2 separate regions of the Homo sapiens genome follow, and region 1 is linked to region 2. The links are chromatin contacts, found by Hi-C or POLR2A ChIA-PET in ENCODE. All regions are on one chromosome and are shown on one strand. Each heading gives the region's core, a stretch centred on a gene start or an enhancer-like site at or near the end of the contact. The rest is flanking DNA. Distances are from core to core; before and after follow the strand shown.

Region 1 (7,105 bases), core at 1,160-3,659, 42 kb after region 2:
ATTAGCCAGGCGTGGTGGTACATGCCTGTAATCCCAGCTACTCAGGAGGCTGAGGCAGGAGAATCGCTTGAACCCAGGAGGTGGAGGTTGCAGTGAGCCGAGATTGCGCCACGGCACTCCAGCCTGGGTGACAGAGCGAGACTCCATCTCAAAAAAAATAATAAAAATAAATTAATAAAACAAAAAGAGCTCCTCCTATGAAAGCTCTGGAAACATCCTCCACCAAACTGGTTGCACTTCTCTAGGCACAATATGGTTTATATCCTTCTAAAATCAGCATCTCGGCCGGACGCAGTGGCTCACGCCTGTAATCCCAGCACTTTGAGAGGCCAAGGTGGGCAAATCACCTGACCTCAGGTGATCCGCCTGCCTCGGCCTCCCAAAGTTGTTGAGATTATAGGTGTGAGCCACTGTGTCTGGCCAGGAGGAGCTCTTACAGAGCTGGAAGTATTTACTCAGAGAAAGATGGAGTTAGAAGGGAAGGTTGAGAATGAGAGACAAGTTAGTGTTTATTCAAGGTGGAGGTGCACAGGCCTAATGTAGGACAACGGCAAGTGGGTTGGAGAAGAGGGGCTTACGGGAAGGATGGGCAGGAGAAATGGGATGGGACCCAGGAGGCCCAAGGGGGAGGTGGAGGATTCAAGTCAGAGCTTCAGATGCTGGGTCTGGAGACACTTTCTGAATGCCTAGGAGGTAGCTGTGGTGTTTTGCAGGATAAGAAAGACAGAGGCTTTCTGTAGCTACCATCCTGCTAGGTGAAATGAAGGGATGGTCTGGGATGTGTGTGTATGTGTGTATGTGTACCCACATACGTGCATGTGTGCATGAGTGTGTATTGGTAACAGAACCAAGGAGATCAGGGACTTACCCAAGGCCATACAGCTGGGAAACAGCTTTCATTTGATTACGGTGCTAAGTTTAGTAATGACTGCGAGAGACAAAAACGGGCAGGGGGAGCATGTAGGGAAAGGGCCTCGGCCCCATTTCCTGCCCTCTCAGGCAGGTAGTGAGTAGGAGTTTTAGGTTTCACTGTTTGATAGCATCACCTCCTCTGCTTTCCCAGAAATTATTCCTCGAAGTATGACTCGAATCATTCCTCTGTTGGGAGATGTATCGGTTCAGAGCTGACTTTCTGCTCTGGTTGTTTACTGAAAAATGGTAGCACTGGCAATTCAGAGGGGGCATAAGCAAGTGAAGAAAAAAAAAATGAACAAACAGGGCATGTGAGGTCAGGGGCCCTGGTTGTGAGTCCCGGCCCTGCTTTTAGAGACCCATGTGAATTGGGCAGATCAATCAACTTCTTAGTGCCTCAGCTTTTTCCTCTGTAAATTAGAAGATAGTGATTTCTGCTTGATAAATTTATTGTGATAGTGCTTTGCAAGTTGTATTGTTGGTCGTAGGATAATAAAGATAAAGGGGTATACAGACTTGGATTCTGTTTCTATATATGTGAAGCGTTAGAGAGAGGTGGTAAATTGTTTCTCTCCCGTGGGTTGTGCACATCTCTGATATTATGGTAATCCCCATATCTTCTCCTTTTGCAGGGTGGGGTGTCTTGGATAGTATGGTTACTGAATGTAGAATCTACTAACTCCTCTTTTTTATTTCCTGAGACTGGGTCTCACTGTGCTGTCCAGGGTGGAGTGCAGTGGTGTGATCATGGCTCACTGCAGTCTTGAACTCCTGGGCTCAATCCTGAGTAGCTGGGATTACAGGTATGTGCCATCATGCCAGCTAATTAGAAAAGTTTTTCTTTGTTGAGATGGGGTCTCACTATGTTGCCTAGGCTGGCTTTGAATTCCTAAGCTCAAGTGGTCAGCCTGACTCGACCTCCCAAAGTGCTGGGATTACAGGCATGAGCCACTGTTTCTGGCCTCCTTTTTAATATTCTGCCCTGTGCAAAGCACCAGCACCAACAGCCTCCCTCCCACAACCCCCAACAGCTGTGCATTAAGTATCACTTTGGTTTGAGGATTTCCTAGCTTGCTGTTTATCCTGGGAGAATTTCTGAGTTTCTTGGTCTTTGTTTCTTTACCCAAAAGTTGGGGATAGTTCAGCTTTGTCTGCATTGTGGACACTACCTCCAGAAAGCAATGGGAAGACCCTTTGTAAGCTGTACCGAACTCTTTGTATTTTTGGAGCACATTTTGTCTTTTTTCTCCCTTCTTCTGGTGGCTGAGGTACCTCTTTGGTCTTGAAAAGACCCACTTATATGGAGGCGGAAATGGGCTTATAGAGGGAAGTGACTTTCCAAGGGCCCTGGAATGAATTGGATTCTGAGATCTGTGCCCGTCCTTGTCACAACGTGTCAGATTCCATTATTTAGTGTGGGCCTGATTTGTCCATGCCTGGGACTTTCCCAGAGGAAGTCATACTTTCTGGAAACTCTCTGAGGTCTTGAAGGGGTGGGAGAAGTCTCTGACACAAGTGCTGCTGTGGTCATGGAGGCTTCCATTCCTCTCTCCTTGTGTTGAGCAGGGAATTGCTCCTTGGATATTTTAGGTTTGAGTGACTCAACATGCTTATGACCCAGAGGATGCTGTGGTGTGTTTGGCAGCATGCTGGAATTAGTCAGAAGGCAAAACTGCTTGTCCTGACCCCAGAACCCACTTACTCTAGGTGGATGAGAAAGTCCTCTCGGATCCTCTATTTCCTAATTCATGGCAACTTCTGGAGAACAGTATTTTCTCTGTTACTGCTTTATGGGGTTTAGTGTGGAAATTAAAGAAGAGAACTTCTTATTTTTTGTAAATAATAATACAATATTCAGATACTGTTAGTTTCTGAAATTTAAAATGGGCATCTCACTTCTGTGTTCCCTCCCCAAATAAATGTATTGATACTAAAAAGGAAAGCCAGCTAACTTTATGAGGATGGCTGGTAAATGAGCCATTCTGTTTTTGCTTGCTGTCCAAGGCCTCTAATATTAAGCCTGGACCATTTCAAGCATATATGGAGGATATATATTTCAAATATACATTAGGGGTATATATTTCAAAATCGAGGACACATTAATAGTAAGAGGAGACCATGTAAGACAAAGCACAGGTTTATTTTTATTTTTATTTACCTGTTTATTTTTTATATTTTTGAGATGGGATTTCTCTCTTGTTGCCCAGGCTGGAGTGCGATGGTGCTGTCTTGGCTCACTGCAACCTCCTCCTCCCAGCTTCAAGCAATTCTCCTGTCTCAGCCTCCCAAGTAGCTGGGATTACAGGCACCCATCACCACACCTGGCTAATTTTTGTATTTTTCTTAGAGATGGGGTTTCACCATGTTGGCCAGCCTGGTCTCAAACTCCTGACCTCAAGTGATCCCCCCACCTCGGCTTCCCGAAGTGCTGGGATTACAGGCGTGAGCCACTGCGCCTGGCCAAAGCACAAGTTTAAAAATTACAAGTTTCCACCAGCCTCATATCTCCCTTGGCTTATAATATTCAAGTGTTCATGGATACTGGGGCTTGCCATCCCCCGCCCCGTGTGTTAATGCAGCCCATGGAGGCTTCTCATAGAGACATAAACAGTGGGCTCCAGAAGGTCTCTATTTAAGAAACTGAGGTCTGGCAAGGTCACACATCGAGGAAATGGCAAAATCAAGACTAAAAGCCAGCTCTTTGGATTCTCAATTCCCTGCTCTTTCTGACACTTCACTCTTCCCTCCTGTCAGGTGAAGAGAGAAGCCAGATGGTTTGACAAATGGTTCTCGTTGCTGTCAAATCTGCCTTCTTTCTTTGCTCAGACAGACAGTTCTTACCTTCCCTTTTTCGGGGGACTGGCGGAGGTGGGGTGAGGAGAGAGGTAGGAAGGTGGATGAAGGAAAAAAAGAAGCATTTTATTGCTTCATTCTTTATGTAGTAGTGATGGCCAATAAGTTCTTTTTTTCTCTGGCAAGAAGCTAAGTAAAGGCAAGGAGTAATCGTCACCTTGAATTTAGAGCACATAGAGGCCTAGAAATGGCAGGCTGTATTAGGAGACAACATTGATTTCATATATATTCATCTCTGAAAAAACATGTTTAAGATGCCATATTCATAAATACTAATAAGGCTGTCTGATTCCAATTTTCAGGTGAGATTAGCATTTTATTGAGTATTTTATCTGTCAGATTCAATGCTGGATGTACCATCCTCCCAGGCTTATTAGCATAATTGCTGTGCTTAAGCAACAATAAAAAAATCAGCAGTAAAATAGCATTTAGTGCAGGCAATTTGTTATCAAAAGCTTTTACTTAAGGACAGCTCCAGCCTGCATTTATTAGCAAGTTAGGGTTATAATTTATTTTTATTTTGAAAAACAAAAGTGGGAGAAAGATTTGGCTTTTTTGTTTTGGAAATAATAGAGAAATTAGAAAGCATTGCCTCTTTGGAAAATTGTCCACATCCCTTCTTCCTTTGCCGAAAGCAGGCTGTGATGGGAATAGATTCCACTTGTGAGCGACATTGGCTCAGACAAAAAGTTGCTCTCCTTGGCATTGGAACAAACGGGTAGTAACGTCCCTTTATGCTTGTACACACATTTCCAAAACACTTTCAGATCTCGTTTGTTGCTCAAACCTCACACCAGTCCCGTGAGGTCTCCATTCTTAGAAATAGAAAACCAAGTTGAAATGACTTGTTCCAGATGAGGCAGTTGAGTGGCAAAGTGGAGGTGTAAAAACTAGTCTTCCAGCCTCCAGTCCTGTCTCAGCATTGCTCCCCTTCACGTCGTTGTCCAGAGCTCCTGGTGGAGCCTTGGCCTTTTCCATATGTACACGTGCACACACACACACATACACACAGATCTGTGTATCTACACCTGTCTATACACATACGTGCACACCTATGCACACACATCTATGCATACATACATACTTTTTCTTTTCCTAAAAGTTAATTATGTACTCTTGCATTTGTTTTTCATTTGATGTCCGGGTTGAAATACTTCTGCCACATGAACTTCTCTTGATGCCAAATAGCCTCTTAAAATCAATCTCTCTCTCTCTCTCCACCCCCCACCCCCCACCCCCACCCCCCCGCCCCTCTAGCTAGCAACTGTATCAGGAAAGCACTTGTGATTACCATCTGTTAAGGACCTGGAACAAAATAAATGATGTTATAAGTTTTTGTAGGGAAGATAGAGATAAGATTTTAAAATATGGAGATTGGGAAATCATTTTTCTTCCTTATTTCTTAGGAAATGTATCAGAAATAAATAACATTAAATTGATGCCTTTTAGTGGGTTTTAGGCTTCAATTATGGGTAATAATTTTCAAATTGAGAATAAAGTTTTGAGTGAAAATGGACAACTGAAGCTTCTAAGCTTTGAGAGGAGTTATTTTAGCATTTTAGATTTTCTTTTCTCAGTAAATTCAAACAAAGATCATACAATCATTGAATCATAGCACGTCTAAAATCCAAGGCTCTGTGCTGGCCACTGTGTGTTTTACAGACTAGCTCAGACGTGGCTATGAGCCCCAAGACATGTTTAAACTATTAGAGAGGATACTAACGATACATTAATAATGTTCTTGGTTTTGACAGAATATTCTAGAACAGGAACTCTAGTAGGATTTTTGCTTATGTTACATCATTGAAATTTAAATTCACTCAATTATTTATTGACTAAATATTGAGCACTTATGTGATGTTCACTCTTGTATTTTACATACATCATCTCATGTAATTTTTTAACAATCATATGAAATATGATCTGAGATAATAGTCAGTACTGTTATTATTGTTCTCATCATTAGATGAGGAAATTGAGACTAAGTAACTTGTCCAAGTCATTCAGCTGGTAAGTGGTAGAACTGCTGTGGTCTCCCTGTAAACACATGTTTTTTTCATGGTACCACTTGGCAAAAAACGAATAAGCAGGTACATACGTAGACAGATAGTGCTAATGATGATTAGAGAACCTCAGAACTCATGCAGAACCTGGATGTTTAGAGAGAAAATGGAACTTGAAATCAGACAGGTGTTCAAACCCTACTATGCTTCTTAGTGTTTGTAAAATCCTCAATTTAAGGACCTCTTAGGATTTCGGTGTCTTCCTGTGAATAAAGGATTATAAAATCTTTCTCTCAATATCATAATGAGAATAAATTACAAAATGTATGTGAGTGTCTGCAAAGGTACCTAGTTCATGGTGGGAGTTCACCCTATCTTGGAAGTGCTCATAAACATGCAGGGTTTTTTTTTTGAGACGGAGTCTTACCCTATCGCCCAGGATGGAGTGCAGTGGCGCAACCTTGGCCTCCCGGGTTCAAGTGATTCTCCTTCCTCAGCCTCCCGAGTAGCTGGGACTATAGGCGCATGCCACCATGCCCGACTAATTTATTTTGTATTTTTAATAGAGACGAGGTTTCACCATGTTGGCCAAGCTGGTCTCGATCTCCTGACTTCAAGTGGTCTGACTGCCTTAGCCTCCCAAAGTGCTGGGATTACAGACGTGAGCCACCATGCCCGGTTCAACATGCAGTTTTGTGTACTGTTTAGGGACAGATGCCGAAGCCACATTGCTTGGGTTTGGATCCATCCTACCACATAATATCATGTGACCTTGGACAAACAACTTCACTTCTAGTGCTGTACTTTCTTCATCTATAAAATGGGCTTACATCATAGGGTCCTTGTGAGGATTAACAAAGTTAGAATGCGTAGAGCATGTAGAACAATGCTTGGCACACAGCATGCCGTGCTTCAGTGGTAGCACTTACTATTCCATTATACTACAGCCACCGAGAAGGACAGGTACACAGTGAATAGTTTAGGACTGTTCATGTTCCCGGCCTCTTCACTCCAAGAGCATCAGCAAGTTTAGTTTAGAACATAGGAGTTGTATTTACACAGCTACTAATGACCTTGGAAAAGTTCTTGGCTTCTCTGTCCTTGACCTTTGTTTATCTGAACGAGTAAACTTCAGATGACAGAGTGTGTGGGGAATGGAATGCATCCGCATCCTTGATAAGCTGCCCTAGTGGAATGTTGCCATGTGGCTACTGAGGGTCAATTCACTGGTCAAAGGTGGCCTGCTGGTTGGTATTTTTTCTGTGTCTTCCGGGCAAGTTCTGTCTTTCCTCAGTCTGCACATGCCTGGGTCTGTCCTCAGAGCTCTCTCCCATTTC
Region 2 (6,940 bases), core at 4,328-6,827:
CTCAGGAAAAAATAAATTGCTTTTGTGATTCAAAGAATCCACATAAATCTAACAAAAGAATGACAAAACATATTTCTGTTTTTCAGCTCTAAGAGATGGGGGCACTGGATCAGGAGCAGGATGGTAGTGGTGTGCAGCTTTGAACAAGTCCAGTTGCCGTGGGGTTTCCCTCCATGGCAGAGGGCTCTCCACTCCGTTTCTCTGCCCCTGCGGCAGGCACACCTGCAGGGATGCCTGGGCCCTGGGTGCAGATGGGCAATCGTAAGCCTAATCACCCATTCAGGCACACACTTACTTGTTTTCCACATGCAAATATGGCCTTTTTGCGGATGAATTTAATACAGTTGTTGCTTCCTCATTTTATTTAAAACAAAACAAATGGCCAACCATGTCAGTTGAGGGTAGCAAATAGAAACATGAGTATTATGGTCTTTGCTGTTTGTGTCGATTACACGGCTGAAAGGAATCCCAGGCAAATCAGTCTTTTCTGTGCTCAATTTTATTTTTACTTTATATCACCTTTTCTTACTATCGCTATTGGTTTTAACAAAATTTTTAAAGAGGGCTATCACATTCCTTTCTCTTAATCATTTTATCAATATTTCAGGCTCCTTAGTTCTATTTTGTGGTTTCTACCTTTGACATTTTTAGTTTCTGAACTTGGGGCCCATTGTTCAAAGAAAGGCATTATGGAGTCTCCAAAAGCCATTGGCAGGTGGTGTCTGTGACTTCCTTAGCCTGGAAATAAACAAATAAACAAGCACAAATTAGAAGTCTTTGCCCTATTACTGCACTATTAGTATTGATTGCGCAACATCATGCAAAAAGTCACTTTAATTTATCTGGCAGGTCCTATGTAAACACCAATACAGTCAAGAGGGCTTGGATGGGTATTTGCTTTCATTTCTAATGAAATTTCAGGCCTCTAGGGTAGGATATCAAAATTGGTAGATCATTTGCAATTTATTTTATCCCAAACACCTCACTTTACAGTCAGAGAAACTGAGGCCCAGAGAAGTAAAATGAGTTGCTCAAGGTCTCAGAGAGCAAGAAATAGAGATGGGACTTGAGCACCTAGATCTCTGGTATTGCTGTCCTGTAGTTCATGGAGCTGGCAGATGGATACATCTGTGACCTGGGATGATGGAGAGACTGCTGGACCCTTCAGAGGATCTCATCTCAAGGTGGGGTTTATGTGTAAATGATATCTGTGTGTTTCATTTTCCTTTCATAAACTAATTTAAAAATCCTTTTGGTATCAAATTTTAAGCCAAAAAGTAGTGAGGGGGAACATGGGTAGGAATAGCTTACAGCTTGCCTAACAAGGTTGTTGACTGCATAAGAGTCAGGAGTTTTGGGTAAGAGTGTGTGTGTGTGTGTGTGTGTGTGTGTGTGTGTGAGAGAGAGACAGAGAGAGAAAGAGGTAAAGAGGAACAAATGAAGAGGGAGAGGTCAGATTGTTTGACAGTAGCAACTTCATAGGCACAGAATTTCTGAGTTGGAAGGAAGTCTTATACGTACTGAATTTGACTGCTTTATTTTGTAGGGAAGGAAACTGATGTGCCTAGAGTAGTTGAGAGCTTTATTCAAACTCATTCCACTGTTATTGAGTAGTTAGGATATTAGACCAGCAACATATTTGGGTAGAAACTTTCATATAAAAAAGCGTAATCATAACTATCCAATCATGTCAACTAGTAAGGCTGCTCAGGTGGGATAACACATCAACCTTCTTTGGGATTCTTCCCTCAGACATGGTTTTGGTGGGAGGAGCATGGCAAGGGAGGGGCGAGCTCCAAATGCAGGGCTGCTCTGTCCTCGGCGACCTGAGCAGACACACGAGCAGAGATCAGAGACACTCTTAGTGAATGAACCTCCCTATTGGCTATATTAAAGTAATGCTCTGAAAAAGTTCCGTGTGGAGAGCAAGGCCAGTTAGGGAACATTTTGTGGATCTTTTATATGTCCTTAACTATATGATTCTTTTATTTTTAAATGAAAAATGTTAAGATGTTACGGGGTATGTATGCATAGTCTAAAGTGATGATTTTAGAGGTAGCAAGACAGTGAGAATGTCCCTACATGTGAAATGGGCACAGTTTTATCAGGGAAGTGTCAATAGAGGGTTAATGTTCCACGTAGTGGCTGCAAGAATGATAAGTGGTCATGGGGATAGCCTGACACTCTAGGAGCAGAAGGTGGTGGGTATGGATAGAACTACTGATATAGCATGAATCCAACCTGCTGTTATCTGCGCAGGCCTCTCTGCAGCTGTTTGCCCTGAAGTACATGCTGTACGTTTCTCCAGCTGATCCTGCATGACTGGGTATAAACGCCTGTCCGCTGTGTGCTGGACAGCCCCAGACACCCTCGGCAGCCTGCTGTGTTTGTGTGAGACATGCTGTGTTAGGGATTTAAGCATCTCCCTACTCGTTCCTCATCTTTTTCTCTTCTCTTCCTTCTAATCTCCTTTCATCTTTCCCTTTGGGGGAGAAAAAGTCATCAGAGTTGTTTGAAGGTTCATTTATGTTGATTTGTTTTTATTTTGAAGCTAATTTGTTTCCTGCTTGTATCTGTAACTGATGTACTTCATGTGAGACCGTGTTATAATATACTTGAGTTCTCCTTGGCCCTCTGATTTCTTTTCTTTTTTTCTTTTACTGAAAAATAAAAGATTTCCTTCTCTCTTCAGACCTACAGCTTTCTCATCTACATGGACAACCTATTTTTAAAGAATCTTCAGAGAGTCGTTGACTTTGTTATAACTACTACTATATACGTAATTTCAGATGATAGAATTGAAAATTTAACTTGTTTTTCTAGAAAGAGTTTATTTTCCCTATAACTTCAAAGAGTAATGGTGGGGAGTAGGACATTCTGAAAATAAGAAGAAACATGTCAAATGAATTTCTGACTTCCAGCTAGGCATATGGAATAAAGGTCTTTATTCCAGTGACCTCTGCTCATTGGAAAACTTTGGGCTGGTAGATTTCATGATTCTGACGCTGTATGTCCTCTTGAGTTACAGTGAGTGATGAGGCCAAATCGCAGGGTGGATGATGTGCTTTTTTTGGGCTAATAGGTGTTAAGGAGGCATGCTGTCCTTTGGCGTTAAGACAGATCATTTCCTCAGTTGGGTAATGTTTAAGGAATCCACTAAATCCTTAAATATATGGCACACATAAGGAATGCAGAGCTTTTAGACACTCAGCCTTAACATGGGTTATTTTTTAGCATGGCTAATGGCTAAACTTGATTTCTACTGGGTTTGTTCAACCTATTTCTAACTTATAGGTAAAAGCCTGCTTTTTATCCTCTCCATCCTCATCACCTTTTTAGTTGTGTCTCTGCTTGATTCTTCTTGCATTCAGGTCTATATTGTATTATAAAAAGAAAGAGAGAGACAGAGAGAGAGAGAGAGAAGGAAAAGAAGAAGGAAAAAAAAACCACACACATTGAATGGGAAGGCAGGAGAGTAGAGCTCTGACCCCAGCTCTGTCATAGCCACCTGTGTGACTATTTGCAAGCATTTTCATCCATTCAACAAATACACACCAGGTACTGGAGATACAAAACTGTGAAAGACACGGTTCTTACCCTCACCACTTACAGTCAGGAGTAGAGAGTTAGGTACACAAATAGAATGTGAAATCACTTCTCCTTTCTGGGTCTTCATTTTACAAATGCAAGAGCCAGAACTGGGCCAGGTGATCATCAAGGTCCCTTCTGAGGCTAACATGCCATCATTCATGCAAAATTCATTAAACATCTGATAATCACTTACCTAAGTGAAAATTAGCAAACATTTCCCCTTTCTCCTTAGTTTGTAGGGGATGATATTGAAGACGAATGAGGCGATGTCTACAAAATGCTTTAATAAGCAAGTTGGAGAAAGAGATTATGTAAGTTTGAGGCATTATGATTAATGAAAAATGAAAACAAGGGCTGATGTTTTCAGAGAGAGAACAGATGGTTCCTTTGTTCAGAATTTGAGTATAAAAAAGAGAGGAAGAAAAGATACTTGCTATATTGTTTAGGCCCTGAATGTGAGTAACTTTAAAATGCCAAAACAATCTGGTTAGGAAAGTCCCATAGATTCAAAATAGCTCTTACAGTGATCAAACTATAATTAATATAACAAAAAAAAGACAGAAAAATACTAATAAGAAATGCCACAGTGACAGCTGACACAACCTGACAAAAACTCCTATTTTTACAACAACTCTAGAAACTTGATTTTTTCTGTTCTCAGGAGTTATACCACACTGTAAAACAAACTAGTGAGAACCGATTTAAAACTGTTTCTACCGTTCCCCCTACCCCTCAGGTTATTTTAGTTTCCCATGACTCATAAAGGAAATCTTCAGGATTCACAAGAAATTGGCAATTCTTTTCCATCTTTGCTGTTGAGTATTGATAGGAAAACAGCATAGTTTGGGGCAATTTAAGTAGAGAACAAACCTCCGGGGGCTTGGGGTGGTGTCTCAGAAGGCCGGATCTGGGAAGGGCCTTTGAAAAGCTTGCACGGAAAGCTGCGAAATAAATCGTTTCTTTTTCTCTTTCTTTACGTTCTAAAATCTCGTGATCTGTTTCTACAATACACAGGCTAATTGATGTTATCCTTTTGGCATGATTCTTGCTGTCCTGGGGTCTATCACTTGCAGGCTATGAGAATGAGGCCATAGACCACCACACTGGCAGCACTGAGCAAAAGGTGCTAGACCCTTCTGAGTTCAGGTGCTGTGTAACTGGTGCTGTGATTGGACAGGGTGACTAACCTCAGTCTCTCTGGGTGTAATTTCTTCACTGTGGAAAGAGGAGGCTAACTAGAAAGTTCACTCTGACACTAATCTGAGTTCAGGTCCACATCTTTTTTTTTAATTAATTATTTTATTTTTAAAATTTTTATTTTTTTGAGACAGAGTCTCGCTCTGTCGCGCAGGCTGGAGAGTAGAGGCACAATCTCTGCTCACCACAACCTCCACTTCCCGGGTTCAAGCGATTCTCCTGCCTCAGCCTCCTGAGTAGCTTACAGGTGCCCGTCACCACGCCCGGCTAATTTTTGTATTTTTAGTAGAGGTGGGGTTTCACCGTGTTGTGCAGGCTGGTCTCGAACTCCTGGCCTTAAGATATCTGCCTGCCTCGGCCTGCCAAAGTTCTGGGATTATAGAAGTGAGCCACTGCGCCCAGCGCACATACAATTGTAGGAAGGCTGAGAATGGCTTTTAATTTGGGAGCGTTTAAAAGCAAACATGCTTCCTCAAGACAACAGTAACAAAAAATTGACATCGTTGAGGTGGGAACTTCTTTAATGCTACCTGAGCCTCTTGCTGAAATGGTTCTATGCAGTTTTGCATAGCTAGGAGTGGTAAGCTCATTCACAGACATGGAAGAGGCAGAGTGGGCTTAGGGAGAGGCACCAGTCTAGTGGTCCAACTTGGGTTCTGGGTTCCAGTCCTGCTTCTGCTACTAACCCCATGAGACCTTGGAATGCCCATCTCTAAGGTTTCTTTCAGAGCTGAATCACTGTTTGGTCTGTGATTCATCAAAGCAATTAGAAGACTATGCCTCTCCTTCAAGACCAAGACTTTGGTCAGAATACTCCCTAGGGACTTTCTCACTGTGTGTGGCACTCTTCTCTATTAGACGCTTTATTCATTCTCCATTGTATTAGAGTCAAAAGTATGATTGTTTGTTGTAGAGGTGCCTTTTCCGTGTCATCTCTGATAATCTACCCCTCTCTCTCTGAGTAACCTAGGCTTTTAAAACACATCTCCTTTGGCTTAATCACACTGCCTGGTGTCTACTCAGCATTATGTGTTTGTTGTCTGCCCTGAACTGTGAACTCAGCCATGTCCTGCTCATTTCTGAAGCCTCAGCATGTACATCGGTATCTGGTTCATGGTAGATTTTCAATGAATCTGAGTGAATGAATGATGGATGAATGATTTTGTATCTCCTTACTAGGCATATGTTCCTTGAGGGCATGGACCGTGTCTAATGGGTGGCTACCTAGTGTCTCATTCTTGGTCCGTTGTTAGTGGTGATTTTTGTCCTCTTCTTTGCACTCATCATTCTAGGCTTGTATTAGGGTAAATTGTTAGCATAATTCTGCCTTGTTTCCCACCCTGCCCCCGCCTTTTTTTTCTTTTGAAACAGAGTCTTGCTCTGTCACCCAGGCTGGAGTGCAGTGACACAATCTTGGCTCACTGCAACCTCTGCCTCCCGGGTTCAAGCAATTCTCCTGCCTCAGCCTCCCAAGTAGCTGGGATTACAGGCACCCGCCACTACGCCTGACTAATTTTTGTATTTTTCATAGAGACAGGGTTTCATCATGTTGGTCATGCTGGTCTCGAACTTCTGACCTCGTGATCTGCCTGCCTCGGCCTCCCAAAGTGCTGGGATTACAGGCTTGTTTGCTTTTAAACAGTTTGTGGGCAGGGATGGTATTTTCTTATGATTCTATTCCTCACAGATCCTGGCCCAGAGCCATTAGCAGAGAAAATTCTCAGTAGATGTTTGCTGACCTAAACTTCATTCCACCACCTTTGCCTTCCTTTTGCCTTTTCACCTCCTCTTAGAAGGTACCTTATATGATAATGTCACCTATGCAATAAAGACCACAAAGTAAATTTAATAAAATAGAAGGCATGCTTCCCTCTTTTCTAACCCCACACTTTTTTTTTTTTAAGATCAAAATAACGTTGCATTTGTGTGTGCCCTGCTTTTATTTATTTATTTCTTTTGTAGACACGAGGTCTCACTATGTTGCCCAGGCTCTCTCCAACTACTGAGCTCGGTGATCCTCCCACCTCGGCCTTCCAAAGTGCTAAGATTATAGGTGTGAGACACCACACCCAGCCCAGCCCTGCTTTCACAAAAAACAAAATAATGATGAATATATTGTACTACCCTCACTGTTTTCATTTGTCTGTGAATG

What was found. Hi-C counts contacts between places; a loop is a spot of excess contacts on that map. ChIA-PET counts read pairs that join two places held with the same protein, here RNA polymerase II (POLR2A). Pooled maps may share reads with other maps.
Region 1: a loop to region 2 is called in a map with no recorded cell type, with 3 times the contacts of the local background. The contact joins two enhancer-like sites. A Hi-C loop is called at or near these places in 2 of 168 maps with a recorded cell type or tissue (B cell and posterior vena cava), 1 of 37 single-sample maps with no recorded cell type and 9 of 50 pooled maps. POLR2A ChIA-PET finds 5 or more read pairs at or near these places in 9 of 52 experiments (AG04449, BJ, OCI-LY7 and 5 more).

Annotation. Positions count from the first base shown.
Region 1 is chr3:188,283,827-188,290,931 of GRCh38, forward strand. All of the region lies in intron 2 of LPP (LIM domain containing preferred translocation partner in lipoma), which reads left to right. Among named protein-coding and RNA genes, the nearest start is that of FLJ42393, 110 kb to the left of the region's middle. RefSeq lists an enhancer at 6,815-7,105 and a silencer at 6,815-7,105. Within about 2 kb of position 2,410, at least 15 of the 41 ENCODE cell types and tissues checked have a DNase peak (open chromatin) inside an H3K27ac peak, as active enhancers do; they include PC-3, where a contact is called at or near this core.
Region 2 is chr3:188,238,979-188,245,918 of GRCh38, forward strand. The region is part of intron 2 of LPP (LIM domain containing preferred translocation partner in lipoma); the gene reads left to right. Among named protein-coding and RNA genes, the nearest start is that of FLJ42393, 64 kb to the left of the region's middle. Within about 2 kb of position 5,578, at least 4 of the 41 ENCODE cell types and tissues checked have a DNase peak (open chromatin) inside an H3K27ac peak, as active enhancers do; they include PC-3, where a contact is called at or near this core.